4 separate regions of the Mus musculus genome follow, and all the other regions are linked to region 4. The links are chromatin loops, found by intact Hi-C in ENCODE. Cell type or tissue: heart. All regions are shown on one strand. Region 1 overlaps Enox2 (ecto-NOX disulfide-thiol exchanger 2). Region 2 overlaps Gm35107 (a long non-coding RNA gene). Region 3 holds the start of Rbmx2 (RNA binding motif protein, X-linked 2). Region 4 holds the start of Enox2 (ecto-NOX disulfide-thiol exchanger 2).

Region 1 (8,000 bases), 270 kb after region 4:
GAAAGAGCCACAAACAGTGCCTGCTGGGCATAAAATTCACCTGAGTATCTCATAAAACCAAACTGCTACACTCAGAAAAAGCCTCAACAACAAAGATGGCAACTGACAGGCAGTTGATATCTTTATTCATGGTCAGAAGGATTTTAACTGATCTTTAACTTAACAGAGAAGAGAAACGAGAAACGGAGTCTCTAGTCTAGAGATAAATGTTCTAATTTCTAGTTCAAAAGCCAGCATTGATACCTGAGTAGAATGGATGTACATTCTCTACTCAGATGTGGGACTTCCCGTGAGCAGAATGTGGATCTAATGTTGAGAGAGACAGAGGGGGAGGGAGGAAGATGAGAATATGAATCAACATACTCATGCATTCATATGAATGCATATAACCTGAGATGAAATGTTACCACCCCATTTCCATTATCCAACAATGCAAATATAGCAAACCTACCCAATTTATCTTTTCTTTGCTTACCTCACCTGTATGATAGAGATAATATGTGTTTAGCAATACCTAATATGTAATACACAATGGCGTGGAGTTTGCTTCCCACGATTACTTATATATAGCCTAAGAATACAGCCAGAGAAACATAACTGGTTAAGATAAATGTCTACATCCTTGTGCATTTTGACACCATATAAAGATGGTTTGGCTCTGATGGCAATGGTACTTCCTGCCAAGCCTGAAAACAAAAGTTTAGTTCTCAGGAACCACATGGTAGAAGGAGCGAATCAATACAGAAAGTTGTCCTTTGATCTCCACAAGTATAGCATGGTGTGTGTGGGCATGTACACACACACACACACACACACACACACACACACACACCAAATAAATGTTTTTAAAGGGTACTTTGGATTATCTGTGGTGTTTTTAGAATTTGTATTTTCAGCAACCCAGACTGGACTATGTTGTTTTAATGGTACTGTGTTGCTTTTGTGGACCTATTGCTGGGCACAGTGAAGTCCACCTGTTGTTACTAGGCAACATAATTAGACCTTACCTTTCATCTTTTAATCAAAGTTATATGTTGTACAATTAATTGAAATCAACTCTTTGGACAAATAGGGTTAACTGACCCAGGAAGCCTTTTATTCCAGCAGGAAAACTGTGGTTCTAGACTGTGTGCATCAAGCCAAGAAGGTGAGCAACCTCTTGAGAAGACCGCAGTCAGCAATCCTGTCAAATCTGAACGTGAGGCACTGCTAGTGGGTAAGCAAACCAACACACACACACACACACACACACACACACAACCCATAAGGTACAGAACATGTCTGGCAAGCATGTATGAAGTATGACAGTACAAGAGTTTTAAACATGAGAAGAAAGATCAAGGAAAAAATTTCCATTAAAACTTCTAAGAAGAGCCAGGCAGCATGCCTTTGATCCCAGCACTTGGGAGGCAGAGGCAGGAGGATTTCTGAGTTGGAGGCCAGCCTGGTCTACAAAATGAGTTCCAGGACAGCCAGGGCTACACAGAGAAACCCTGTCTCAAAAAAAACAAAAAAAAAAACAAAAAAAACAAAAACAAAAAAAAACAAAACAACAACAACAACAACAACAAAAACTTTTAAGAGCTCCAAACCACTTCTGGTTCCTTGTAGCCACTGTCATCCCAAGTGTGCTGTAGTCAGTATTATACTGAGAGTGGGTCAAGTACAGAAGCACATTGTGTGCTTTTAATTGCTCTATAAGGAGAGAGGAGTCCTTGCCCATTCATTCAGAGGGCTAGTCCAGACACTGGTGAGAAAGGCTTTCTCAGATGAGCCTCAGTAGCGAGTGTCTGCTCTTCTGATGCAGATGAAGGGGTATTTGTCTCTACTTCTCAGCACAACACATGCTCTTTGCAATACTACTTTTCCAAGTCTCCAACACCAAGTAAGTATCTGATAGCTTTATTAAATTCCACTCTGATGTAACTTCAGTTGAAGTTACATTCCACAGGTTTAAAGACAACATCTCTGATTTTGGCTCAGTCTCTGAGCACCCCAAGGGTCCAGGTTAGTTGACTCTGATGGTCTTCCTGTGGAGTTCCTATCTCCTTTGGCCTCCCCCTCATATGTAGCAGATATTCTGCATGATCTTCATGTGGGTCTCAAACAAATGGAGCAGTATCTGTCTCCAAAGCTAGTGCCTGTCCATGGGATATGTTCTTCTAGCTAGACTACCTTGTCTAACCTCGGTGGGAGAGGATACACCTAGCCCCACAGAGACTTGAAGTAACAGGGTGGGGATAGGTGGAATACCGGGGAAAACCTCACCTGGTCAAAGAAGAAGGGGAGAGGAGATGGGGGAAGGACTGTGGGAGGGGGTGACCAGGAGTAGGGCAGTGAGCCAGATGATAAATAATTAAATAAATAAATAAACAAACAAACAAATGAGTCTCAAAAATCAGCCCTCACTTTAGATGCCAGACTCATACGTCAGATCCCCAAATGTTTGGTCAACATTCCCTTATGAAAAAAAAATGCTTATTTGGGTAGACAGTGTTAGAGTTTCAGTCCATGTTTGGTTGGCACAATCGGAACTTCGGGGCCTACACCAAGGCACCACATCAGAATGGCAACATGTGGCAGCATCATTTACCTCATGACCAGGATAAATGACAGACAAGAGAGAGGGGGCTGATAACCTGCTGTGTTTTCAAAAAGCATGCGTTCATGTCCACCAAGCCTTACATCTTCAAAGTTCTACTACCTCCACATAGTGCCACAGGATGGGAACTTAGGCTTTATCACAAGAACCTTTGGGTATCACTCCACATGCACACTATAACAGTAAGTCACCCACACTCTGTCCTGTCTTGCTAAAAGTCAGGAAATTCCCAGTACCCCACTCACCAGATTCTCAAACTTGTTAGCGCAATTCCCAGAGCTCCAAGAAGTAGTGAACTATTGCCAGAATATTGTAGAGCAGCAGTTCTTCAACCTATGGGTTGGGACTCATTTCAGGGCTCCAAAAAACCTTTCAAGGGGGTCACCTAAGACAATCTGAAAATATAAGTATTTACATAAGATTCATAACAGCAAAATTATAGTTATTAAAGTACTGTTATGGTTGGGGGTCAGTTCAACATGAGGAACTATATTAAAGGGCCACAGCATTAGGGGAGAACCCTGCTGTAGAGGGTGAAATGCAGGACTGGGGAGATGGAAGAGATACATAGGGCAAGAAAGGAAGAAAAAAGGAGTCAAGCCTCTATGCCATGTATGGCCTTGCTCTGCTCCCTTCCCAGCATGTTTCTGTGTTCACCAACTGGAAATCTCTCTGAATGCTGTCATGTCTTTATGGAGGTTTCATTGTGTCAGTGTGGTTTGAAGGTAGAGAGCCCTCCATGCTCTTAATCACATCTTAGTCTTACTGTTGTGTTGGCCAATCCTTGTGGAAGGGGGTGGCCAGGAGTGGGGCAGTGAGCCAGATGTTAAGTGAATAAGTAAAATAGATAGATAGATAGATAGATACATACATACATACATACATACATACATACATACATAGATGAACAAATGAATAAGTAAGATAGATAGATAGATAGATAGATAGATAGATAGATAGATAGATAGATAGATAGATAAACAGATGAATTAGATAGATAGATAGATAGATAGATAGATAGATAGATGAACAAATGAATAAGTAAGATAGACAGACAGAGAGACAGACAGACAGACAGACAGACGGACGGACGGACGGACAGACAGACAGACAGACAGACAGACAGATAGATAGATAGATAGATAGATAGATAGATAGATAAGTGAATAAATGAATTAGATAGATAGATAGATAGATACATAGATAGATACATAGATAGATACATAGATAAGTGAATAAGATAGATAGATAGATAGATAGATAGATAGATAGATAGATAGATAGATAGATAGAGATGAATAAATGAATAAGTAAGATAGAGAGATAGAGAGAGATAGATGATAGAGATAGATAAGTGAATAAGATAGATAGATAGATAGATAGATAGATAGATAGATAGATAGATAGATAGACAGACATGTGATTCAATGTTTTAAAATTATAATCTATGCAAAAATCTAAATCTAAAAGGTTTTAGGATCTCTGTACCAAGAACTGGGACAAAGATTTTATTTTGTCATTATATCACATTGACAAATGACTCAGGAAACTGTCAATAACTTGTTAGACACTTGTATGCTAGGATACTATAAATGCTAGAATTGTTCTCACTATCTAGAAAATTCAAAATTGCACAGTTAAAGAATTGGACAACCATAGCTTCCAATCTTAATGCCACTAATGCTGAGATTCAGTTCCTCCCTGTGCAAACTGGAGAAGCGGTTACTTGTATTACAAGTATTAACATGGTAATTCTCCCATGCAGGACTTTAGTCAGCTCTCAGTACAATTACAGTACTAGTCACAGATACTTGTTGGCTTTATGTTCCATTTGGGAGCTAATGGAGAATCAAGGTTCCGATTATTTGGTCCTTTAACAAGGATTGGTTAATCCAAGCTTCCTTCTAGGAAGCCGAACCACAAGGTAACTCTATCCCACAATCCAAAGCCTTCCATGCTGACTGGCTTCTGCATATTTGGGAGGTATATCTCTCTTCTTGGGGAGTGGGTATTATACTCAGATATAACACTTTGATATGTCCATATGATGCACAGGGGGATCTGCCATTGAGACTTCTAACAGATTCCAACAACTTTTTAACATTTTTCTACTCAGAATTTTTAACAAATTGTCATGGTGACGGAATTATTGGGGAGAGAAGGAAGTCTCTGCAAATGGATAGCCCGAGACAATAAAATATATCCTTCAATGACTAGCTCGTGTTTTGCTTTTTAAAGACCTTAGTCTTTAGCTGGTGGAGAAATCGCCTTTCTAACCTAAGTTCTTTGAATGTGAACCCACAAAAACTGATTAGTGTTTTTAAACCTCTGAACTTATTTCTTAGCATTTGATACTTTTCCTTAGCTATGACATTTAGACTTTCTTTGAATATGGACTTTTTTTTCTTCAGAACTGAAGTTTTTCAACTCAAATCAGAGCTTAGAAATTCAATTTACTTGGTCATTTAAGAATAAAGAAATGATAAAAGTAATAGTATCCCTTTTGAATGGATTTTGTGACTCACCCTCTGTTCCTCCTAGGTTCTCCCAGCCCACCCTTTGCCATCTAATATTTGGAAGGTTTTCATAAAAAGTAATTGAATTTCAAGCTATAATTTCAGCTTGTACTATTCTTTGCCAGCCTCTGAAAGGACAGAAAACTTGTACTTTCTAAACCAAATCAGCGTCCACTTATATTTCCTGGTAGTTTTTAAGAAGTTCAGTTCTAGAAGATCTGATTTAAAAGATAGATAAATTCACAAGCATGGAAAAAATAAATCGTACAGTTTTTGAACATTTTTTCTACTTGTTGCCAATTAAGTATTAGAACAATTAATGTGACATCCATAAGAATTAGGACAGTGGTTGCAACTGACCCCAGAATTAGACTGAGTGGTAATTCCCCAGGCATTCCTGAAAGCTAGAAATTGCTTTAAGAACTCTGTTCTAGGAACACATTTGGGGCTCTCAAGACACAATGGCAGTGACCAGTCATGCCCGTGTAAAGGAAAATTTTGAATTTTCTGTATAGGTCAATTCACAAAATAAAGCCCCAATACGGTACAAGTGGGTCTCCACCTTTCTAATGCTGCATGCAACCTTTACTACAGATCCTCATGTTGCAGGGACCCCCCAACATTAACATTATTGTTGCTGCTATATCATAAATGCAATTTTGCTACTGTTATAAATCACAATGTAAATATCTGATTGCAGGATGTGTGACCCCTGTGAAAGGGTCATTTGCCTCCCCAAGTGGGTCACAACCCACCGGATGGATTTTGTGGCTCACCCTTGTTCTTCCTAGGTTCTCCCAGCCAACTGCACTAGGTTAATAAGTATGTGGTGTATTTTTCTCATAGACAGTCTTAATTCCTAAGAACATGAAGGCTAATTTAATGATTGCCAAAACACACATCAAAATCTAAATTCATCTTAAGATTCTAGGATTCAAATTGTTGTCAGTGGTGACAAATGATGGGAGTGACCTCACATGCCGGCTTCACTCTGGGTGACATTGTAGAGTGAAAGGCACTCTGAAGTGGTGAGAGCCACTAAGTTCATATACCTGCTCTACCAGTTGTCAGCTGACACTTATGTCTTGGTGTTCTCATCTGTAAAATGGGGGTTGATAGTGCCTATGCCATGGGGTTGTTAAAAAAGATTAAATGAATAAAATATATGCAAACTTAAAATACTGATGAGTTTACAGATAGTGTGCATATGCACTTTTGTCTGTATGAGTTCACTCACTATCTGTAGATCTCAAGACATTGCATGCTGCCATGTGACCTCTGGGACATTATCTCCACAGGGATCATCTCCACATTCCTTCACGTCCACCCATTTGGAGCCAGCATTGAATACATCTGTTCCTACTTGAATCGTCTCGATAATAAGGTATGTGTGGAACTCAAATTGGGATGAGAGGATGAAGGGGTTTTTTTCTGTGTAGGTGACCTTACTCTCTTCAGGCATTAGCAAGCCATATTACTCGTGGCTCTAAGCAAGTGCCCCTTACTTCCAGTCTCTGTGATTTAATGTATGACCTCCCTCTTAGAAATAGTATGACTGTCTGTCCTAGCTTTCCTAAAACTGAACAGTTTCCTGAGACTTGACATATTTGGTAGTAAAACTAAGTAAATCCCATGAAAACTAGAAATAACTGGCTAGCCTACTTCTTAGAAGATTCTGACTTACTTCCCTTGATTTCCAGGCAAGCTACCAAATACCCAGCAAATTAACCACTTCTCCACTCTTACCGGTGAGCATTTGCCCCAGGCCTCTAGCCATCACCAACTACCCCCCACCATTACTACTGCTGCTATCTGCTTTGAGAACAGTTGAGGAAGGTAAAATAATGATGGTGATCTGTGGGCCATTTATCTGTGTGATATCTTCATGAGACAGCTCACAGATCACATGAAGTAAGGCGAAGTGTCAATTCCCCTGAAAGTCAAGGCATAGCAACAGGGACAGATTCTTGATGGCTCCTCAAAACAAATAAGCTCATGATATGTCTTTTTCCCCCCAGAAACAACATTTAGCTAATCTTCCCTGTAGATTGTATCACTATTATTTTACGAAACCAGGCCTCCTAGGAAATACCATTGAGTATGGATTCCTGACATTATATTGTCCAAGATGTTAAATCAGAGAACCCTTTGCCTTCTTAGTGAATGCACTAAGCATATTCTAATTTAGTGATAACACTTTCCCCAGTGGCCTTTGTGTTAGTTCTAGCTTGCATTGATTACTTATTTCCCTCTAAGAAGTAATTCTATTCTGTAGCCATATACCCCACTGGGTGGTTAAAGGAAAAATGGAATGGTAGTATCCAGACCATGTGGTCAGTTACAGTTCAGGATACTGAATTATATGTCAGTAAAACATCTCAGATTTTTTTGTTAGTGTTAAAAATAATACACATTGTCATTGAATGCAAAGCTGGTAGAAACGTAATGAAGAAAAAGTAAGGGAGCCTCACCCCAAGGATTCCATGGTAGCCTGTAATTTCAGACTCCTTTTCCATAGCTATACTACATCTACCAAAATTTATGTAGCTATATCCACTATCTATTCCCAGCTTTTGAAATGAGAGTTCTACTCTTTGTAGTAACCTACAGTGTTCTTCTTTCATTCCAGTGGATCTCCTTTACCACAAGCGTTGGGAGGAGGGCACAACTTCACTCCTAGATAGGGCCCAGCCCCACCCAGCCCCAGCAACATCCTGCCAGAATAATGTCAAGACCTTCCAGTGAGGGCTTTAAAGGGTACCTAAATTTTGTGTGCAGTAACTCCAGGCTTCTTTAAGGTTTCCCCTGTTGGTTATCAGTGTGTGGGTGGTGGGGGAAAGAAATAAAGGATACATCAAAGTAGGAAGAGTTATTATTTTCCT
Region 2 (8,000 bases), 390 kb after region 4:
TCCTCCTCTGATCTGGAACAGGAAAATAGACAGTATATGGGGCTTTTATTCTTCACACTACATAGAGGAACCTGTACTGTCTAAATTCTTGCATTCATTACACAATTGTTCTATTATTAAAAACCCAATTTCAGGGGCTAGAGAGATGGGTCAGGTCAGTGTTTAACAGCACTTGCTCCACTGTTATTAGGACCAGAGTTCGTATCCAAGCAGCCATATAAGGAGCCAATGTTCCCCTCAAATGCCTTTAACCCGAGCTCCAAGGGAGGCAGAGACAGGACAACTTGGGGTCCCATTCCTAACACCCACAGGGTGGTTCACAACCTTCTTTTAACTCCAGTTCCAGGAGAACTAATGCCCTCTTCTGGCCTCCATGGGCATTGCAAGCACATGTTACACAAATACACATGCAGGCAAAAAACACACACATTTTTTTAAATTGATGTTACAAAAATAATCAAAAGGATATAAAATTATAGAAATTGCCTGTATCTCATGAATTTTGTTAATACTATTTTTTCAAGTACTCATTTGCTGCGGTATTGTCCTAGTGGTGTGAAATTTAAATTAAACAATTAACACTAGGTCCTTATCATTACTAAAGAATTTGGAGTTATAAACAAATGCATTGTTATGTGGGCCTTTGTCTCATTGGAGAAAGGTATAGCGTTAAGCACATACTTTCTTTGTACTGTATAGACTGTAAGCCTCACATGGCTGTCCAAGGCCAGAGACCCTGTCTCTTTTGTTCACCACTATAGATCCATTGCCTAACAATTTTGCCTGACAAATGAATGATTGGATGAGTGGACTTTTGAACTCAAAGACAAAATTAATTACACAGAGAACTATATGGCAAAAGAACTGGGTCTATGCCATATAGACATCAAAGACAAGGAGACTGGAACTGTATAGCTCAGTAACAGAGTACCTGCTTAGCATGTGAAAGGATGGCTCCTGGATGCCACCCCTAGGGTGTGTGTGCTGGGGTGGAGGGTGGTAACCAAGAAGTCAATAGATTTGGGCTTAATTGATTAAATGGGTAGCCTTGAATAACTCCTTTCTCTAGAAGTTAATTTCCCATTTGCAAAAAAAAAAAAATTGGCTGGAATAAATCTGTAGCATTTAAACTGTAACAACAGAATAATAATTTCAAAAAAGCTTGAGGTCCTATAAAGTAATTACAAATGGAGAAATTCACAGGTATGTCTGAGAGGGAGCTCACCCTATGTTAATGAGTTATTTGAGTGTCTTAGAATTTGTCTTTATGCTTTCCTCCATTCCTTAAATAGTTTATAATGATCATATATCATTTCTACAAACCAAATATGAGTATACTATCTTAAATGAGCAAACTAAGCAAATAAAAGAGACTAGCCAGGCATGATGATTCAGAGTCAAAGTTCCAGCTAACTGAGAGACTGAAGCTGGATGTGCTCTGGAGCACCTGAATTCATTAGCTTGGGCACCATAGCAAGACCCAGTTCCTCCCACACAAAGGAAGGGACAGGGAGTGACAAGATGGGAAGATTCCAACTGCTCAATAAAGTTGAAAGGAGGCCCAACCCAATCCATATAGTACAATCAAGTCTTCTTTTGGCACATCTCATAAGAAAGTTACATGTTCCTGGAGATAGCACCAATCTACCTTCTCCATTAACAATTCATTTGCTACAGAAGACACCAGCCTCAGGGCAAACCTACCTTTAAAACTGACTGTTTGCCTCCAGTAGATGTTTTCAGAACTTGCTATGTTGTTCTAAATGCTTTTATTAACTTAACTGATTAAAAAACCAAAAACCAAACCAAAACAAAACAAAAAAATTCACTTAGCTTAAGTCATCCATTGTCACTCTCATAGAAATGAATTCCTCTAATCTTATTTGACCTCCTAAAACCCTAGCTTTCTGTCCCTTTTTCTGAACAATCCCCTTAAACGTCAAAGTAGAGGTTGTTTGTGTTTTCACACACCATGGACTACTGGACTCATAGGTAGAACATGTTGCACCTGCCCTTCCCTTTCATGCCTGTCCATAATCTCTTGCCTTAGCACCCACTGCATTACTTTCCATACTATAACCTCAGGACCCTTATTGTTGATGCTTATAGTTTATGGTTCACTTCTGCTTTTGACAAGTCCTGCCATCATTCTTAGTGGTTTCAATACCTATATGGAAACGATACTCTGTGTGTGTGTGTGTGTGTGTGTGTGTGTGTGTGTGTGTGTGTGTGTGTAATCTTTATTTCAAAAACTAAACTCCATATAACGTCCTGGCCCTCAGAATCTGGACGGAGGTCAATTCGACTCCTCATCCTCACTCCATGTATATCCTAGCAATCAGTCACGGCCGGAGCTTTATGCCTAAAGTCACAAACAAGCTTTCAGTTATTCTAGAATCACTCTTAACTTTAAACCCTTTCTTCCCTGGAGCCTGGCCCCATATGAGTTACTGATCAGTAGACATGTCAAGTGTTATTTGTTCAAAATTGAACTGTGATTGTACCTAAATCCTCTCCTCCATCCCTCTGTCACTTCTTATTGTCACTAACTTTTCCCTTCTAGATCCTCCAATCAAACACCTTGGCATCCCTTTTGATTATTCTCTTCCTTGTAGGCCTGCTCCTAGTTCATCATCCATGGCTGGGTTCTAAGTTTACCCATATTCAAACTAGATCAGTTCTTCTCAGTCACTATAACTCAAAGCCCCCTTGTCTCTTAGATGACCGCAGCAGCCTTCTGTTGTGATTTAAACTGTGCTCCCCATTGTATGCTGACATTCACATTAGTTATTTTTATCATCACTGACCCAAATTACCTGACAAACCAATTTAAGACGGGAAGGAATTATTTTGGCTCACAGTTTTTTAGTTCATATTAATGGGAAGGGACAGGAGAGAGGCTCTGTCTGTGGCGGGAGGAGCTAATAGCCTTGAACAGGCCTATCTTCCAGTACCTCAGAATGTGCCTCTTTATAATGAATGGTAATTAGTCAAGTTAGAGCAAGGTCATATTGGAGCACGGTCAGCCCTTCAGTGCTGTCATGTTGATGAGAAAGACACAGAGAGGACATGGCCTTGTGAATGAAGACACACAGGAAAGAAACTCTATGAAAACAGAGGCAGAGATTGTGATGATACAAAAAAATAAGTCATGGAAAAAAAGAAAGTCAATTGCCTCCATTGTGCTAAGCCAAAGAGGGGTGGGAGACATGGATGGGGGATGGTGAACGGGGGATAGACATTCTCTAGCACAGTTCTGAGTGGGAGCATGCCCAGATCACCTTGTCTTCAGACGTACTTTCCAGATCTGTGGAATGAGTACATCTCTGTCATTTTAAAGTATCTAGTATGCTGTTACAATGGCCTTATATATGCAATGGCCAATATAGCTCTTACCTAATTTTCCTGATCTCTCGCTTAACCGTCTTCTTGGTCTCAACACAGGCAGCTGAAAAGACCTTGTAGGGCCTTTATGTCAGCTCCAGTGTCTCTGCTCACAACCCTGTGGTGTGTCCCCTTTCCCTTCAGAATAAGAGACTTATTCTATCCGATCCCCCTCTACTTACTTTCTTTCTCTTCTTCTCCTTCAACAGCAGCAGCACTGGTTCACTGATCTTATCCTCTAAGTTAAGCTTTTAAATAAATGAAGATCCCCGGGTTTCTCTTCCCTCATCTGTCAGATAGAAAAATAAACATATTCACCACATTATTAAATCACATCATACCGCAAAGTACTGGCCACTTTGTATTTAGGAAATATCAGCAAGTATTATTAGTCAACAAACTGTAAAAGATTCTGAAAACTCAGTGCTGAGATACTAAAATTAAAGTTTGAAGAATAAGGAAGGCCTCCATTTAGTAGATATGGTTTTCTTCACTATAGGTTCAGATTTTTAAAACTTAGTGAAATTAGGATGAAGTACTTGAAGAATCCTGGGATTTCAGCAGACCAGCACAAGTCTTACTGACGCTGCTTCTGGATGCCAAGGCTACCATAGCACCAGAGTGCTGCCTGCCATGGGCTTGTCTCTGCCAATGGGCTTGTGTCACAGCCAAGTCTTCCAGAGGAAGATTGCTAGTCCCAGAAACTTCCTCACACAAACTCAGCACCTGCCCTCCCACTCCAACATCAAGACTGGTTTGGCTTTAAAATGAGGCGAGTGTTCTTTATCTTGTTATTGAAAACTTGTCAGGCTTAGTGTACCAAATAGTTTCATAGCTACCATGTGAAGGTAAACTATCCAGGACTGGTAAGGCAGTCACGACGATTTCGCTTCCATGTCAACATGAGAAAACTGGGAGAAGAACCTAGAGAGCCTCAAGACAGCGTCTGGCATCGCTGGGAACAAAAAGAATTCCACTGGAATGAGAAAGTACAGTATTTGACAGCCACGATGTGAGAGACGACAGAACCCACGAAAGAAGTAACAGGTGCAAAATAAATTTTTAAAATATGTCAGGATAGCATGCTGGTGTGTTAGAAGATGGATGGGAGGCTATTTGAAACTTTTTTTTAATTTAGATTTCAAAAACCTGTTACAGAATTGTATTTTTAGAACTTTAATGGCCTCTGATAAGAGTGCGCCCTCTAGTGGCTCAAATAGTGACTGACAAATGACCAGGCACTCAGCATTACAAATCTAAATGATTTTATTTCCTCTAAACGTTAAAAAAGAGAAATGATTTCCCTTACTGTAGCTTTAAAAAATCACCCTCCTATCAAAGGCTTACAACATAAAGAATAGTTGTTTTTGGTCATTCACTTATTATTAAGGAAATACACCCAGTGTTACTGTTTTTAGACAAAGAATTTATAAGTTATTTACTGTCCTTTTTTCTACAGTAAGCATATAGTACTGTTAATTCTTAACTGTTTTTATTTTGGAATTTTTAAATTACATACAAAATTATGAGTATCATCATAATAAGAAATTGTGATCATACCACGCACGTCTCTAGAATTATATTTTGCCAAATTTCCTTCAGCTTTTAGTTCCATTCTATTTTGAAATGTGCAAAAAAATCAGTTGTAAATATAGTTCATATTATTTTTTCTGGCTTTCAGTTTGATACCAGTACCATCCAAATCACTCAATATTTAAGATGAGAAAAATATTTCCCTATATAAACCCAATTTTCAGATCTTGGCAGTCCTACCCACTGTCCCAGAAATGCTCTGACCGATGCTAGGATAGCTGCAGATGCAGCCAATTTCTTCACCTTCCGTGGAACTCAGCACTCCACGAAAGGTCCCCTTTTTTCATAGGTGACTTTCCCCCCTTACCTGGGCTCTGAAAACCCACAGCAGATGCCTAACCTCCCATGTACAACAATGACTTGCTCACTCTGTTTAGGCTCAGAGACCTGACTGACAACCCTCTTCACACACTCTCCTCCCCTGCTCAGACTCCCTCATCAAGATTTCCCAAGCCTAAAGATCTAGCTTCCATTGTCCTGCATCTGACTCTGTACAAAAGATACCCTCCCCATCCTGCTCCTGCTTTGAGTTCCCCCTGCTTGGCAACCCACCTCACCTGATTAGGCTCTTCTCTGTGCTGAGAAGTATATAAAACCTCAGGACACTGTGGGTATAATTGCTTACTATATGGTCATATTGGAGTATGGCAAGTCCTTAAACCACCAGCTGTGATACTTTGACAAGAAGGTGCTATATGAAAACTGACATATATAACCAGAGTTCCATGTACTGGGAATTTTTAAAGGCAGCAAAATTGAAGTTGTGCAACAGTAAAAAAAAAAAAAGAAAGAAAAGAAACACAAAGATTGTTGGCAAGTCATCCGATGCTAGGGAAAAGCAATGTTCTCACTTTACAAGTTTCAGACGATTGTGGCCTACTTGATTCCTGGCTCGTGCACTCCAGGACTGTGAGAGGAGAAGTTTCTATTAGATTAGCTCACTCATTGTATATCAGTCTACTTCTTACGACAACTTTGGGACACTAACATAGATCGGGAACAAGGATACCACTGTAACAAATACTTTTCAATGTGGAAAGGGCTTTGGGATTAGGTATAGTTTGGAGACTATAAAAAGTTCACAATAAAAGCCTACACTGCTGTTGTAATTTGGGTATGGAGTGTCTGAACAAAAGATTTATGTTGAAGGTTGATTCCAAGTTAATAGCACTACTGAGAACAAGACTTGAGAATGTGGTTAATCTACTGATAGTTTTATGACTGAATGGGTTGTTAGAAGATTGAACCTAGAGGAGTAAATCACTGGAATTGTGACTAGAAGCTGAGGAGGAGGTCAACCCCATAGGAAGACCAGCAGTCTCAACTAACTTGGACCCCTGAGTTCTCTCAGACATTGAACCACCAACAAGACAGCATACACCAGCTGATATGGGGCCCCTGACACATATGTAGTAGAGGATTGCTGGGTCTGGACTCAGTTAGGGAAGATGCACCTAACCCTTGAGAGACTTGAGACCCCAGGGAATGGGGAGTCCTGGTGGGGTGTGTGGGAGTGGGGGTAGTAACATCCTCTTGGAGACGGGGGAGGAGAAATGGGGTGGGGTGGGGAACAGTCAGAGGGTAGAACAGGAGGGTGATAATGACTGGACTGTAAAAAATTATTAAAGATAATAATAATAATAATAATAATAATAATAAAGGGTATGCCTTGTTCCCAGATTCTTCTTTTCTTGCTGAGTTTCTCAAACACTCTGAGGTGAGCCTCTATTTGTTATAAACTCTCTGACCAGAACACTCATTACAGGCCCATCAGGAGGGCCAAAACAACTATGAGCCAAGACTTCTGAAAACGTGTGCCCAAATAATCCTTCTACTACATTGTTTATCTCAGTTATTTTGCCATAGTAATGCAAAGTGATGACCACAATTGTCCTAAAGTTGTCACTTGTAAGTGTGAATGTTAATGGTGCTTTTCCTGAGGCCCTGGGCAGAAATGAGGACCAAGCTACTTGTAACAAAATACAGCGTTATTTTCCTTGACTACTGCTAAAGTTTCAGAGCAAGGATGCACAATGTGTGACCGAGGTCATATGACCACTGCCTGAGTCAGTAGAGTTCAGAGTCACATCTAACACTAAGGAAGAAAGGCCATCATTTGAGTTCCAGAGAACAGGGTCGTTGCCCTGGGCTCGTGTAAGGAAAATACTATAATGTTTAAAGTCAGAGGCCGCTGCCCAGGTCTGGGTGTGTGGAATCACTGATTTTTTTCCAGAAGACAGGGCTACTGTCAAGACCTGAGGGGTTGGGATTACTGACTGCATTACAAAGGGCACGACCCTAGAGTTTACATAGTGGAATGGAAACATTGCCATAGTTGAAAGTAAAAAGCCAGGGCTGTGGGGCTAAACACATTGACAGAGTTCAGGAGGCCGTAGCCATAGAGACAGAGGCTCAGGGGCAGGGATCACTGTGAGTTCCAGAAAGGAGGGCCACAGCACGGGACAAAGGGGTTTGGGGAACAGACAAAGCTATGGAGAAAAGTTCCACTGCCCAAATCTGAGCCAGGGTTCCAGACAGAGGAGCCATTGCCCAAGATGAACAGGCTGAGACTACTTCTTAGGTTCCGGAGAAGGGTCGGTCACCCAGGATGGACTAGATGCCTCACTTTCTGAGTCCAGTAAGAAGACTCGATCAGTGCTAGTGCTTCAAGGGTGTCAGAATACTTCCCGGATTTAGAGTAAAGTGTCACCCCAAGGTTTAGGAGTGTAGGGATACTGGCTGAGGGTCAAAAGCCAGGGCCAAGTCACAGGAGTAAGAGGGATGGGGCTAGTGCCTAAGTTGCAGTGGTTAGAGGGAAAGACTAGGAGGGTTACCACTTCCAGGGTTTCAAAGGGTGAAGCCACTGCTTAAAGTCAGATCCAGAGTTAAACTAACCGAATAAGGATGAAAGAATGGGACCAATGTCCAAGTTCCAAAGAAGGAAGCATTGTTCAAGACAGAGAGATGCAGCCAAGAACAATGTTTGAGAGTTCTGGGGAAATTACTCAAGGTTGAGGTTATGG
Region 3 (8,000 bases), 590 kb after region 4:
TCAGCAAAAAAAGGACAAAATACTTACAAGTACACCTACTAACCAAGCACTATACATAGCCTATATGAAGAACTCTTTTAAATCTCCAAAAGACATAAACATGCATTTTTTTAAAATACATTATTTTTCTTAGATTGGATGACTCACTATCAGAAAGATGTTAGAATCTCCCAGAAAGTTAATAAAAAATGTTAATATTATCCCAATAAAAACCAAATTTAATCCCCTACCTTAGAGTTAGGTAACTTTGATCAAGATCTGAACTGGGTGGTGGTGGCACATGCCTTTAATACTGGCACTCAGGAGGCAGAGGCAAACAGATCTCTGAATCAAAGCCAGCCTGGTCTACAGAGAACTGCAGAACAGCCTGGTCTACAGAGAGCTGCAGGACAGCCTGGTCTACAGAGAGCTGCAGGACAGCCTGGTCTACAGAGAGCTATAGGACAGCTTTTTCTACAGAGAAATAAAGGGTGAATAGGCATTCCAGTTAGAGTAGAAATTAGTAAAGCCATTTCAAAGAACAACTCAGCAGTGCTGACAAAGCCTAGCAGGCAAGGTCTACTTCTGTTTGGCCCAATGCCACACAGGTAAGGCTCAGAGAGCCCTGTGATCATGGATGACCCAGAGCTTTCAAGAACCCAAAGAAAAAGGGCAACACTGCACCTTCCTGAGAATCCCAGTCTGTTCCAATGAAAGCCCACGCTGAAAAAGGCTTAGTAAAACTGACAGAAATGGACTAAAATCCCTGGGACAGACTCTCAAACGATCTCAGCTCTGGGATCTCCCATGGGGTAACTCTCTGGGACTGATCTAGGGTCTAGCCTTCCCCATGGAGGGATGTCATTAGACATCCCTAGAATTAAAATAGCTTTGGTGGCTTTTTGACGCAGGATCTCACTTAGTTGTGCAGGCTGACCTGGAATGCATTATGGAGCCTAGGCAGACCCCAAGTGATCCTCCTATCTCAGGCACTTGTCTAGTGGCATTAGAGGTGTACAACTCCACACCCAGCTTGAAATGCTTTGTTGCTGTTACAAAAATACACTATGGAAGCAAACTGTTCCATGCATCCAGGAGATAGGAACTAACAGAGGACTTACTGTGAGAACACACAGATGATGTCGCCTTCTGTCAATTCATAAGGAAGCCCTCCTGGAAGAAAACACACATTCTCCAGTTTAACAAGCATTAATCAAGCATTCACTGCATGCTATGCACTAGGCCAGACACTGGAGGTGCAGATTAAACAAGCCTTGATCTGGAAATTATCAGCCTAATACAATGACAGAGTGGGTACGATGACAGTTGTCTGGAAGAAAAGTCATTAGCTCTCAGATCCCTTTGAGTTCGAGGCAAGCCTGGTCTACACAGTGAGTTTCAGAGCGAAACTGTGCCTCAAAAAGAAAAAAAGAAAAAGAAAAAAACTAATTAACTCTGAGGGGAAAGGCTAGGGTCATAAATTACCAAATTAATCTTATCATTGAGTCTTCATACCCAAAGTCCTATAAAGCACATGATTTCCAGCACAAGACTCAGATTTCATAAACACTGACTTCAATACACTGTTACTGCCCCCCACGTGCAAACTAGGATGTATCAAGGAAAGTGCTAAGCGGTTCACAGGAAGCCTTTCACATGTTCCTCAATGTTCTCCTTCATATGCAAAAAGGGGACGTTAACATATTTGCCTCACAGGAGTATTATGGAAATAAACTAAAATGAGGCATATAAAGTGCTTAACACAATCCCTTCAAAAGGCAAACTGCGGGATTTTGGTTGTGACATAAAGAGAATACACGAAAGGTAATATTGTCCCCAGAGACTCAAGAGTTCCCCTTTTACAAAGGCTCTCAGTCTCTAATCTTGGTAAAATAATTCTAAAACAGACTAAAGGGCAAGCTTGAGGTCCATTGTGTTAGCATTTGAGGGAGAGCTGATAGGGAGGCAAGGTGTAAGATTCGCCAGCTACCGGGAGGAGGAGGGAGGAGGGAGCTACAGAAGGGTTGGCAGCCATGCCTTCAGAATTAGGAGGTGGAGCAAGCAGGAGTGCACAAAAATGGGGACAGAGCAGTAGCCGCAAAGGGACAGGAAAACATTTAGATGTGAGATGAGAAAGCCCAGCGTGTTAGGGGCAAGCAGGCTCAGGATTTCCGCCAGCACCCAGAGAACAGAAAGAAAGGGAGAGGTGGGGCTCAGCGAGGCCTCAGAGCAGCAGGTAGACTTAGGGCGGACATCAGCACCACCTGCACTGGGGATCATTTCCCTCCCGTGTCCCTAGCGTGTCTGGCGGTGACTGAGCTTTCCTGACAGGTGTCTACTGGCCAGATGACTTAAAGCTCTGTTGGATTATGTCTGAAGGAAGGGGCACACTAGTATGTAACATGTAGGTTTCCTGAAAATGTCCTGGTATCTACCCAGGGCCAGGGGTGTACTCCAGACTCTATTCTTTTCATCAGAAGTAGCTTTCCCTGATCCTGTCACATTTTCAGGTGGCCTTTCAAATGTTCAGCCGGAGTAAAGCTAATTTTGAATCAAGCCTTAATGTCTTCAAATCCAGCTAATGTCTGACCAGGTACATCACGGTACAGCTAAGGACTAGGAGCAGAAGCCCAGGAGAGGAGAAAAATCATTGTGAGGAAGGGCAGACACACACACGATCGGTATGTGACCGTGACGAAGAGCACAAGCCCCACAGTTTTGAAGTGCTGCAGCATGTGACCTTAAGCAAGTCCAGTAACCTGTCTGCGCCTCCGTTTCTTTGACATCGTGATAGGTTGACTGTGGAATGAACTGTCTCTGAGCAGCCAAGTAGCAAGGTTTTGAATAGAATGAAAGGCAAATACCAATTCTAAGAAGCGCTGAAGGCAACTGAAAAGTGGACCTGTGAGCAGAGGAGCTTCCAGAGTGTGAGGTGATGAGCTTGTTCAGAAGCGATGACCAGGGGCACTAAATAACCGGGGGAGGGGGCATAGGGAGGAGAGGGGAAGGGGTGGAGAGAGGAGAGGAGAGGGATGAGGAGGGGAGGGGAGGGGAGAGGGATGGAGAGGGATGGGGAGGGGAGGGGAAGGGACGGGGCGGACTCTGAAAGGCACTGCTGGAGAAAAATGGGGACCTCACCAACAAAGATCCAGGCGCTGTGCTTGTATTCCGAGTGCCAAGACACCTTTTCCGCCACTCCAAGTTGAACCTCTCGCTCATTCAGTTCATTGATCAGCTTCACCTTAGTCAGAGGGCTGCGCGGGTGGCAGGCAAGCCGGTAAGTGCGATAAGTACTTTTCCTCCCAGCCCGCCCTCTCCCTACCGAGCTTCTCCCGCCCGGAGGCCCGGAGGGCGAGGACCGGTCCCCGCCCTTTCTGGGCGGCCATCCTCAAGCCACTCTCCCTTCCGCGGAGAACACTCCCGCCCCTATCCGCAGAGAAACAGAATCCTTACTTCATATTCGCATCTTCGCGCGGCTCGCTTCAGACGACAACAGCTTCCGGGTGAGGCTCCAAAGCGCTCCCGCGACCCGAACACCCAGCTCAGATTGGAGCACGGGGCCCGCGAGGCGGAACTTCCGCCGGAAGTTCCGGCCCGCTAAGCCCTGGCGCCTGCGCAGTAAGGTGAAGGTGCTTTCTCAGGCATTCGCTCCTGTGGAGGGACAGTTCCCAAGTCAGTCCCCGCCCCCTTTTTGATGGAGAGCGATGGGGGGACCCTGTGTTCCTCTGCCAGTCGGAATTAAATGCCCACGTATAAACAAGCAGGCAAAAATTAGCATTGTCAAACTAGTACCTATCAACTAAAGAGTTAGAGAACTTAAAGGTTGTGAATGAGAGACAATTTATGCACGTTATCTCTGTTAGATCTCAAACCCCAGGCTAAGGCTCACACCATTGGCTCCTCCCAGCACTCCTCACCCTGCCCCTACCCTAAACCTCTGCCTCCCAGGGGGCGGCTCACTTTCTGCCATTTGCATTTTTCATTCAATCTCTTGTTTGTTTCCTTGTGTAGCCTTAGCTGTCTTGGAACTCGCTCTGTAGACCAGGCTGACCGCCCAACAACCCCATGAAATACAGTTACCATCCCCATTTTACAGAGGAAAAAAACTGAGCTTCAAAAAAATTAGCTTGAAGGTCTAGAGAGGTGGCTCAGTGGTTAAGACCATTTGCTGATTTTTTTCCAGAGAACCTGCACCCAAAACAGGTGGCTCACAACTCCAACTTCAGAAGATCCTCCTCTGGCCTCTGTGGGCACTTGCACTCACATAATTTCTGTCTTCTTCAGATAGAAATTCAGTTTTTCCAGCATATTTCTTAAGTAGGTTATTTTTTTCCCAATATATGTTTTTGCTTCCTTTGTCAAAAATTAAATAGGAATAGCTTTGGCATTTTATTCTGGATTCTCTTATTCTATTTCATTGATATTAATGTCTACTTTTATAGCAATACCAGGCTGTCCTTATGACTATAGGTCTATAGTAAAATTTGAGGTCAGGTCCTATAATGCTATCAGCATTGTTCTTATTCCTTGGGATTTCTTTTCTACCTATTGTCTTTTGTAGTTCCATATCAATTCTTGTGTTATTTTTCTAAACCTGTGAAATACATCAGAATTTTGAAAGGTGTTGCATGAAATCTGCAAATTAATTTTGGAAGTATACCCATTTTCACAATATTTATTCTACCAATTCAGAAGCATGGAACTCTCTTTTTCCCCCTGAGACGTGGTCTCACTATAGAGCTTGTGACTCTCCTGGCATTCACTTTGTAGAGCGGGCTGGCCTGAAATTCACAGAGATCCACCTGTCTCTGCCTCCCAAATGTTGTGGTTAGAGGCAGTATGGAACTCTTAAGGTAAGAGACAACATGTAATATTCTCTTTTGAGGCTGATCAGAATATTACGTCTCCATCATTAGGGCCAGAGGTAGAACTCAGAATCCATTCTTTTAACAAGAGGAAGTAACTTTCTCTTAATGAGCTTTAACAAGGCTCTGATACCTCCACCTTTACATATGGCATTCTAAACCTTAAAGAAAGGAAAGATTATTCTAATGGAGGGGCCCATCCTCCAAACTTACTAATGTCTGTCTAGCTACCTAACAAAGAGAAAACATGATGACACATAATGTGTGATATTACCCCATATAGAAGATTTCATTCATCCTGCATATGTCTCTATCAGCATCTGGTCATGAACCATAATGTTCTAAAAGTGAAGGTCCAGAGATGAGTGATGAGTAGTCTAGGAGAGCCTTATTCAGAGCACCAGATATTAGGCCATCCATAATAGCATTTTGATGATGTTAAGTGTCCCATCAAGTGGCTCAAGCTACAACCAGTTTCCGGCAAGAAGCAAAAGCTGCCCAGCAAGGAAAGTTTCTCCTCTTCTGTCTGTGAACTGGGGACTGCTTTTGACTTCCTTGCTCTAATGCAGCTGCCCCCTCTCCTCCCCTCCAACCCTGCTATTCATTAACTTCATCAAATAATCTTGCCAGTGAAAACTAAACAGTGACAGATTGCATATGGGGTTTTATCCATTCCTAGAAATCTCCATCGGCTTTGTTGGTAGGGCTAAAGTAGCCACTTGCAAAGCGATAAGCTTGCAGGTAGTACTGTCTTGCTAGTGTCTTCTGGTAATTGTGAAATAAGAGAGTTGGGGCTCCACCTGGGGCTCAGTCATCTGTATTTCAGACGGAAGCTGGAGCATGAGAGAAAGTTAGGCCAGAAAATGGAAGGATCAGTTATGTGGAGAATATGAGGAGTATTCCTAACTAACTTTTGGGGTTGGCAGAAGTGCTCATTGGTTTGGGGTTTGTTTTGTTTTGTCTGAGTCAGGGATATATATATATATATATATATATATATATATATATATATCACAATTTGGCCTTAAACTCCCAATCCTCCTGTCTCTACCTGCTAACATACCCAATCAGCAGAGATGTTCTGAAACTGAAAACGCTAAAAAAAAAAAAAAAAAATCCAAATGTTCAAGTACTAGAGACTTTCTGCGACCTTTGGTTGCACTGCTATAAATGGCAAGTCAGACTTGGACCTGTAAATTTGATCACTGCGGAAGAGTCAGTAGGAGCTGATAAGTTATGATGCCTGGAAAATATCTCTAAGTCTGAGTTAAAGGGGATAAAGGCCCAAAGTGACCTTTAGCCTTACCACTAGAGAGAAGGAAACTGGTTTACCATCCATGATGATATCCATCAATAACACTCATTCAGAACTTGCTGTATGTAGCATATAGTGCTAGCTAAAGAATTCAAAGGTAGTCTCCATATTAACAAAATGGCTGAAAGTTTTGGTTAATCAGTGGTCTCTTCTTATCACCACAACACACCCCAAAACAGTTTCCCTTTTTGGTTTCCCTATTTGCAGCCCTGAAAATGCTCTTTTCCAGATTTCCTAGGTTCAAAAGCAGGATTTTCACCGTTTGTTCTTATTTCTCCCCACTAGAATCCTCGCCCAATCACCAAGAGCTACTGCAGTATCTGTGAGTCACATCTCTTGAAATCACAGTCTGATAACAAATAATTATCACCTCCAGCTCTTTCACTTCTCATCATAACTGCCCTAACTCCTATCTTCTCCTGGATCCTGTGCACAAAGCCTTAAATTCATCTAGCTTCCACTTGCCTACATTCTCTTGAGTCACAAATATTATGCAAACTATACACTTGTGTTATGAAGACACATACCCTCAGCCACCATCCTCTCTCTGATTGAAACCTGCTTAAACTCCAAAGCCCCATTCAGTCTTCTCTCTTAAAAAAAATCTCTCCATTCCTTCAAGTTCCTGGTGATGGCTCCTACCTCTGAATTATGTAGCACTTCAAAATATCCTTTACATTATCCCCAAGAAACACTGCCAGATCCGGGTAGGTGAGGTTCTGCTCTTGTACACTGTATTAGTCAGGGTTCTCTCGAGTCACAGAATTTATGGACAGTCTCTAGATAGTAAAGGAATTTATTGATGACTTACAGTCGGCAGCCCAATTCCCAACAATTGTTCAGTCGCAGCTGTGAATGGAAGTCCAAGGATCTAGCAGTTACTCAGTCTCACACAGCCTCACACAGCAAGCAGGCGAAGGAGCAAGAGCTAGACTCCCTTCTTCCAATGTCCTTATATTGTCTCCAAAAGAAGGTGTAGCCCAGATTAAAGATGTGTTCCACCACACCTTTCATCCCAGATGAAAGGTGTAGCCCAGATTAAAGGTGTTTTCCTTAAACTCGGAGATTCAATCTTCTGGAATCCATAGCCACTATGGCTCAAGATCTCCATATCAAGATCCAGATAAGGATCTCCAAGCCTCCAGATAAGGGTCACTGGTGAGCCTTCCAATTCTGGATTGTAGTTCATTCCAAATATAGTCAAGTTGACAACCAGGAATAGCCACTACATACACCCTCAAGGTATAGAAGGTAAAAGATGCCTTTGTTTACCATTGGTCCCTATCTATACAATTATAATTATTTTTATCCAGATACCACGTCTGTTTTTATTGCTGTTATCTTGGAAGAGCATTTCTGGCATTTCTTTCCCTTTGCCACTTATTCATTTACTCAACAAATATTTAACAAGCATCTATTAAATGTTGAATACTACCCTAGATGCTGGAGATATAACAATGAACAAATCAAGCAGAGTTTCTGCCTCTGTGGAGCTTGTATTCTTATTAAAGAAGATAGAAAATGAATGTATAAGTATACACCCATGTCAACAAGTGCTATAAAGGAAGAGTGAAGCAGGCTAGGAGGACAAAGTGTGATGTGGTTTTGCTATTTTATAAAGGGGAGGTAGTTGATCAAACTGAAAAATTATGGTCTCTTTAGCAATAGTATCTTACCCTCAAATTCTGACAGGCAACCAAAATCATGAGTGCATGTGCATAAGCATGTGTGGTGCACATGCCTGTGTATGCTCAGTCACGTGCATGTGGTGGACATGTGCATTGAGTTTGACATTGGACATCTTCCTTGATCATTCTCCATCTTTCAGTCAAACTTAGAGC
Region 4 (8,000 bases):
AATATATGTAAGTGGAGAAAGGGAACTGAGCAGCATACACTTATCTCAGTGGCTTCTTGGTGTTAATGTGAGATGACCAGTTTCTTTGTGCTGCTGATATCTTGACTTCACTGTCATAATGGACTATACCTTTAATGACGAGCCAAAACAAACCCTTTCTCTTTTTTTAGTTGCTTTTTTCAGAGTATTTTATCAGAGCAACAGAAAAAGAAACCAACTTAGAAACAAAATTGAAATAATAGCAGAGATCACAGTAATAGAGTCATGTTTTGTCAACTGAATGAAGACCAATACTAGCCATTGAAACACGATTCCTAATGGAGGTAAAATCTTAACAATGACTAAATTCAGAAATCACAAATTGAACCCAGCCAAATATTCATCTCCAGTCCTATTCATATTCACAGTTGAAATCCTGGCCACAAATGCATGTTGTCCATAGATGAAATATTTGCTGTGGTTTTAAAGGAATGCAGTGCATTCCTTTGGCTTTGGTGTAATGTGCCATCTATCCAAACATCCAAATGTAAAGGTGTGATTTCCCCAAAGTGACAGTATAGGGAGTTGAGGCATTATGAGAGGTTCTTGGTGAGGTCTGAGCTTAAAAGTAATCATGGAAAACTGTATCTCCTCTCTGTTTCCTGGTTTGGAATGCAAATTCCCAGTTCATTAAGAGTTCCAACCAGGGCTCGAGAGAAGGCTCAGTGGTTAAGAGCACTGACTTTTCTTCCAGAGGTCCTGAGTTCACTTCCCAGCAACCACATGGTGGCTCACAACCATCTGCAATATGATCTGATGCTCTCTTCTGGTGTGTCTGAAGACAAAACAACTATAGTTTACTAATATACATAAAATAAATAATAAATCCTTTAAAGAAAGAGTTCCAATCATTTGTATTAGTGAATTTGCCAAAAAGCTTTAGTCAATTGTGCTATTTGATTTTAGAATTAAGCCCAAAACTATGAGCAAAATAAACCATGACTGTGTTGTCTTCCATATTTTATCGCAATGACACAAAGCTACTAACACAGGTACACCACAGACCATGTCCTAACATGACACAAAACTGGATATGAGATACTGGATGAGCCTGGGTCATTGGCTATAGACCGAGATCTAATTATTAGACTAAGCATAATCCATTATCATACACATTAATTGAAACAACTTGATGAATGAATCATTGAGCACACATACTATTCATATTGTTGCATAACCTTTCTATAGGCAGCAAAATCACTATGCATATGAACTCCAAAACAAGAGATAATCCTGGCTTTTACTAAGTCTCAATTCTAGAAATAAAAGTGATTGCAATATTGACTAAAAGCTAAAGTGAACCTTGGGAACTAATATTTAATGTGGTGTATAAAAAAGCTGGTCTACAGACTGAGCCCTGGTGAAACTCTTAGAACCAGGGTTCTTATGCATTGTGTTTCCAATGAGGTATAACCCAGGCCATTCTGGATGACTGTCCACCTCAGTGTGGGTTTTTACACTTATCAAAGCATCAAATTGGTCCATTGGCTAAAACTATAACTTTGGAGTCTAATATCAGTATCAAGTTCAATAGTAATATTTACTTGATGGCCCACTACCATGGCACACAATGGCCTGTAAATATAGCTACAGATAAACTACAACTTATCCTGAGACAAGATTTAAATCAAACATTCACATTGCAAACCTGAATCTAACTGTAACGTCATGAGGTCTATACTGGCTCTGTAGAGAGTTTGAAAGTTTTCCTTTTAACTTCTCTCTGAATCCATCCAGCATTATTTACCAAGCATTATTTACCAATATTTCAGAAAAGGGCCACCACTTCATAAATTTGCCCAGCTATACAACAGTGTGTCAAAAAGTATACTAACAGTGAATCAAAGAGTATAGACTTTCTACATATGCCTGCCCACACATTTTAATAAGACACGAAGGAAATTTATACATATTCACATATACACATACTCAGAACAAGTAGCATATACATATATCCATATATACACACATACATATACAAGTATGTATGTATATGTATACACATATTACATACACACATATATGTATACACACACATACACATATACACACACATATACCCATTGGTCTTGTTTCTTTATATGCCCCTAATTAGTATATTGTCTTGTCTGTATCCCTTTTATCCCCCTCTCTACTCTTACTACTTGAGATAAGACTTCAAGCACTATGTGAATGGGGAGGGGGAGCATGGACATCATTGTCTGTTACATAATTTTTGTGGAAATGCTTTGGGTCTTTTCTGTTTTGCATGATATTGACTGTGGTAGGCACACCAAGAATTTTATCATGAAAGGATGTTAGATTTTATAAGAAGCCTTTTCTGTATCTAGTGAGAAAACATGTGGTTACAACCCTTGAGTCTCCTTAGGTCATGGGTTACATTTACTGGTTTACATATGTTGAAACATCTCTGTATCTCTAGGATGAGGCCAGCTGGGCGGTAGTGGATGAACTCTTTGATGTGCTCTTGAATTTTACAAATTCATATTCCACTAAAAAGAAAAATCTAAAATGAGTGGATAAACTTCTAGATACATATGACTTACCAAACGAGCTAAAACGAAGTAAGTAATATAAAGGGACCAATCAGATATACTTAATGAATCACTGAGCGTACACCTGATTAGTATTCCTGGATAACTTTTTGATGGGCAGCTATCTAGATATTTTATTGAGTATTTTCATCTATGTTCATCAGGGAGATTGGTCTGGATTTATTTATCACCTTTTTAGAATAAGGGTAACACTGATTTTATAAAAATAATTTGGAAACGTTCTTTCCTTCCCTATTTTATGGGATGATGAAAGGAGTATTGATATTAGTTCTTCTTTAATGGACAGGTAGTATTCTGTGCTGAATCTATCTGGTCTTGGGAATTTTTTAGCAGGGAGATTTATTATTCCTGCTTATAATTCATTGGTTGCTATGTGTTTCTTTATATTACTTCACCTTAGCTTAAGGTTGGTAAGTCATATGTATCTAGAAGTTTATCCACTTATTTTAGATTTTTCTTTTTAGTGGAACACGAATTTGTAATGTCCTCATGATTCCCTGAATTTCCTCACTATCTGTTGTAATTTCTCCCCTTTCATCTCTAATTTTATTAATTTGTATCATCTTTCTCTTTCTTTTAATTAATTTACAATCCCTTAATGTTTGTTTGCTTTGAAACACAGTCTCACTATGTATCTTTGGCTGGCTTGGAACTCATTATGAAAAGCAGTCAAACTTTGAATTCATAGAGGCTTGCCTGCTTCTACATCCTTAGTACTGAGAAAGATGTGGACCACCACACCTGGCTCTCTGTTTTCTTTTGCTTTTAATGTAGGCACTTAGTGCTATAAAACTTCCCCTTAGCCTAGCCTTTATCATGTGCTATTTGTTTTGATGTGTTGTTTTCCTTTTCCATCAATTCTAAGAATTAAAAATTTGTCTCCTTGAGTTTTTTGACCAAATTATCATCCAGTAGTGTGTTTTGCTTTTTTGAGTTTGTGTATTTCTTATAGTTTCTATTGCTGTTAATATCTACCCTTATTCTACTGTGATTCAATAAAATGTAGGATATTATTTCAAATTTTCTTTTCTTTGTTTGTTCAGTCTTGATTTGTGTCCTAACATGTTAATTTTGTAGAAGTTTCCATGGGCTGATGAGAAGAATATGTACTCTTTAGTGTCTGAGTGTAATTTCTGTAGATGTCTGTTCAGTCTATTTGATTTTTGATGTTGTGTAAACTCTAGAAATTCTCTGTTTAGTTTTCGTCCTGCTTTTTGGTGGGAGTGGGGTTTTAAGGTCACCTACTTTAAATGTGTTTGCATTAGTATGTGTTTTTAGATCTAATGTGTCTTTTATGAAGTTGGGTCTACTGGTGTTTATCCACCCATTTATTTACTGGTCTCTTGTTACATAGTTTTACTTAAAAGATGTTTTCTTGAAGATATGTAAGATATTTTTCTAGTTGTATTGTGCATCTGTTATGAGCTATAGCATTATACTAGTATATGGCAAAGCCATCAATCTTCAATACAAGAATACAGCTTAACTGCCTATCTATTTAGTAGATTTCTTTTGGTATCTCCACATCACATTTACATATTTAATTATGACAAGTCCTAAAGGAAAATATAATTCCCAATTAGAAGTACCTAGTTTTCTAATGACTCTAACAAAAGGCAAACTTTTACAAGGTATATTTTTAATTAAAAATTTAATCTTAACAAAACGGAAATGTATATGTTCATAGCACATGTGTTTAATTATGCATTTGAAGAGGCTTAGGCAGTAGGATTCTTAATTCAAAGCCAGTTCTAGGCTAGATAGCAGCATTCTTCCTTAAACAAAAAAATCAACCATACTCAGACTTCAAATGAAAATGTCAAATTATAATGCAATGCAAACATTCTTTCTCAAAACATAAATACTTTTCTAGTATTCAAAAGAATCTCGAACATTTATCTGTCTCTACAAGCTCTCTATACCTAAGCTTGAGGGTCCTTGCACACTAAACTACAATACCCATAACACTGTCCTGTATTTCAACTCAGGGTTTTCAGGAAGCTTGGTGTGAGAGGAATTGTGGGTATCTAGAAGAAAGCATTTTGACTTCATCTCCCAGAATCCTCTAGCATCCCTTGATACCTAAGCAAATATTGGATACTTCTGAGGAATAACAGTTTCCTGTGACCTCAAACTACATTTCCCATGAAGACACATGCTCGGGCCTCGCGGTTCTCTGATGCCCTAGCCAATGGGAGAGGCTTCAATAGTCACCTGGTAGGTTAGAGTCCAGCTATTGGGCCCCATTGCCTGGCCTAGGCCATCTAGTAGAAGGTGCACGGTTGGGAAGACAGTTGTGGGGCACACCCCACCCTGAGGGCACTCCGGGTCCAGGAACTTCCGAGCGGGTCCGATTTTCCGCGGCTGTTTAAGGAGTAGCGCTTCGGTAGCCGGGGAGCTGGAGGTCAGCGAGGCAGAAAGCCCGAGTGGCAGTGGCCGGGGACTGTGGGACCGAGGGGGTCTAGGGAGGAGGGTGCTTCCGGGGCCGCAATCTTTGGCGCCTAACTCCGCCCAGCCCGCTTCTTCATGGGTGGTGGGTGCCTTGACTGGAGTTGGGGGGCAGGCACCAGTTGCCTTAGCATCCAAAGCACAAGCACGTCCCCCCTCCTCCCAACTCTTCTCTTATTTCCTACCTCCACCCGCCCCTCTCCCCACCACCCAGCGCAGGCTCCTTCTTAGGATGAGAGAGCCTCCAAAAAGTGGCATCTGGATTCCCCTTCAGGCAGGAGTTGGGTGCTCTGTTCCCGCCTTTAATTTGTTGCTCAGCTCTGAGCACCTACCACTGCAAGTACACACACAAACCCCACTCGACCCCACCCTGCACCCCCGTTTCCTCTAGGCGAGTGGAAATTCCTTGCTAAACCCAGGGCTTGATTTTCTGTCAATTTCCATTTCTGCTTCCTGATAATGAGGTGTTCTCTCTCTCTCTTTCTCTCTCTCAATCTCTTTCTCTTGGCTCATCTCTTTTTACTGGCCTTTTTCAACTAGTCATTGGAGTGGAAAAGGTGTCCTTCAATTTCCAGAAGGGATAGGAAGCAGAAAAAAAAAGAATCTTACTTTTGAGAAATACACAATTAAGGTTCAGTACAGTGTTCTAGTGAGGGTAGAGGGCAAATTGGACCATTTAAAAACCTGGAGCATATTAAGGGCTTCCAGCAAAATCTGATTAACACCAATAGATAGAATTGAGAGGCTGCTTTGTAAAAGTTCTAGCCTAACTCAGAGCTTCCTGACGTCTTGAAACTTACTCTTTCCTTAGAACAATCCTAGTATGCTTTGTGGAAGAGGTTGCCTTTCATTTGGGCTCCAGTGGTTTAAAAGAGATTCAAAAGGAGCATAAGAGGAAGAAAATGCTTCTTGATGATGCAGGACTTGGCGAATAAGAAGTGGGGGATGGAAAAGGAAGGAGTGTATGACAGAGGCACACATGGTTCTAGAAGAGGTATCAGCAGGGATATATTGGGAGATAATACTAGGATAATATTGGGAGATCATAGTGACATGACAGGTAGAAGAATATGCAAAGTTTGAATTTATTCTGTATTGAATAAAATTAAAGACAAAAAAATTAAGACTGGGTGATTTTCCTTTTCATCCTAGGGGAACCTGATTTGAGATCAATTCTTGGAGAACACAAAGAAGTGTGGTGGTATGTTCCAGGTGTGAGTTTAAATATAAGGAGAAACTTTTGTCTTGTAGATGTTTTATTTGTGGCTAATCTTCGCCACAACCTGTATCTGTCAATTAGAAAGCAAAGTGCCATAAACATAATAAGAAATGAGTTTGCTGTCCTTGTGTAGCAGAATACCTGAATTGTAACCATCTGATTAGAAGACAGTATTGACTCCTATTTATTGAGCCCACATAATGTCCAAGAATCATAAGCACTTAGTGACACTGTCTGAGAGTCTTATATGTACTATTATTTCCACTATTTCTCTAGAAGAAGAAACTAAACTGGGTATTTTAAGCAAATATCTAAAGACAAATAGATTAGAGATAATCGAGGTGGAGTTTTGATGTACAAACTTCTGACTTGAACGCCCATGCTCTTCGCCCATGGTTTCCTAGTTCTGATGTGTATTTTTGTTCATGATTTTCCAACTGTGGCAAGGAAAGATTAAGGTACAATTGTTCATCCTGGAAGAAACCCAAATGAGTCATTTGGATTTTTGTGTCAGAGTGTGTCTGCTGTAAAGTCGTTGCCAATACCACATTAGATTAACTGTTATAACCATAGTTGATTATGCCTGCCAAAATTATAGTCAATGTTTCTTTTTCTAAATTAGATGATTCTATACAAAAAATTATGTCCAACCTTTACATCATTTGGGTGTAGACAGTTCTTTGGGTTTTATTTCATTTCAGCTTTTTCAAGGGGACCCAGGTTACTAGATGTCCTCTGGGACCCGAGTACACGTGAAATACAAGAAGATACAATCGAATACAAGGCCTGAACCCTCACTGGATTTCGGGGAGCTAGGTGACCACAGTTGTGAGGTACCATGGAGTAGAAGATTGTAGGAGAATGGAAACAGGTAGACAGCATTGTGATATGGTGAGGAAAGAGTAGCTAATCAGAGGAGGAGGTTATGGAAACGTCTTTTGTGAGGAGGTGACATGACAGGCCTTGAGGGAATAAGGAGTTTGCAGGGCAAAGAAGGGTAGAGAGGAGCCATTAGAGATAAAGGAATCACTCTGAACGATGTGTGTCTCTATAAGAGTAGAGTGTGAACAGTTCGTCACAGCTGGGTACAGATGTCTAGGATAAGGAAGGTCCAAGCAAAGCACGCTACAGCATTTTGAGCATGATTTTTGAAGAATCAGCTGTAATGGTACTGAATATGAATACACAGGCCCATTGGCTGTCCAAATGGGGTGCATAGACCAGTGGTAGTTATGTGGTGCTCTCACTCACATTTAAAAGTTCATTTGTTGCATACTTGAATGTATCAGAAAAAAAAAAACATCTGGATTAGCTCATCAAACCTAAGGTTGCATAGGACTTGATCTAATAAAAATAGAAACTACATTAGTCTTAAGTTGATCTAAGGACAAATATTCAGTAAGAGTGTGACTATGTTCAGCATCACCAAGTTATAACCTCATGTAATTAGATATAAGGAATCCAGTAGGAAATAGAAAATAACGTGACATTTTCAGGAAGGGTGCATCACTAGCACATTTTCACATTTTTAAGGTGACAGGGGAAAGGACAGAGTGGAGCTACTTATTAGTTAGAATTAGGAGGAATTGGTACATGTAAATATTATTCTATTAGTGTTACTACTTGCTTGGTATTTATCTTTTATGATGAGCATAATATTGCCAGAGCATGCTATTTCATGCATTAAGGTGGCAGCCGGGTGATGGTTACTCTTCAGGCGAGTGGATTTGGGTTATGCA

What was found. Peaks named below come from ENCODE experiments on the same cell type or tissue, not always from the same donor. Only the 100,000 strongest peaks of a DNase experiment are listed, where the experiment ranks them.
Region 1: it touches region 4 in a loop (2.0-fold over the local background); 2 of 42 quality-filtered maps call a loop at or near these places.
Region 2: a loop joins it to region 4, with 4 times the contacts of the local background. A loop is called at or near these places in 6 of 42 quality-filtered maps.
Region 3: a loop joins it to region 4, with 3 times the contacts of the local background. A loop is called at or near these places in 6 of 42 quality-filtered maps.

The regions. Positions count from the first base shown.
Region 1 is chrX:49,011,999-49,019,998 of GRCm38, reverse strand. It overlaps Enox2 (ecto-NOX disulfide-thiol exchanger 2), which reads left to right. Exons shown (of 16, transcript NM_001271447.1): 13 at 1,105-1,216; 14 at 6,417-6,502; 15 at 6,819-6,866. Among named protein-coding and RNA genes, the nearest start is that of Gm35107, 130 kb to the right of the region's middle. In heart, no CTCF peak of the experiment used is centred here; no DNase peak of the experiment used is centred here.
Region 2 is chrX:48,896,299-48,904,298 of GRCm38, reverse strand. It overlaps Gm35107 (a long non-coding RNA gene), which reads right to left. Exons shown (of 4, transcript XR_391673.3): 3 at 3,567-3,673. Among named protein-coding and RNA genes, the nearest start is that of Gm35107, 15 kb to the right of the region's middle. In heart, CTCF peaks have their summits at 365 (motif pointing left) and 4,598 (motif pointing left); no DNase peak of the experiment used is centred here.
Region 3 is chrX:48,690,553-48,698,552 of GRCm38, reverse strand. Rbmx2 (RNA binding motif protein, X-linked 2) reads right to left here and starts at 3,549. Exons shown (of 6, transcript NM_173376.3): 1 at 3,433-3,549; 2 at 3,118-3,233; 3 at 1,101-1,152. The coding sequence starts at 3,437. In heart, no CTCF peak of the experiment used is centred here; a DNase peak (open chromatin) is centred at 3,562; H3K4me3 peaks cover 1,667 bases; H3K27ac peaks cover 665 bases.
Region 4 is chrX:49,285,099-49,293,098 of GRCm38, reverse strand. Enox2 (ecto-NOX disulfide-thiol exchanger 2) reads left to right here and starts at 4,857. Exons shown (of 16, transcript NM_001271447.1): 1 at 4,857-4,998; 2 at 6,195-6,254. It overlaps Gm39513 (a long non-coding RNA gene), which reads right to left and starts at 6,183. Exons shown (of 2, transcript XR_882305.2): 1 at 4,809-6,183. In heart, no CTCF peak of the experiment used is centred here; a DNase peak (open chromatin) is centred at 4,828; H3K4me3 peaks cover 1,336 bases; H3K27ac peaks cover 869 bases.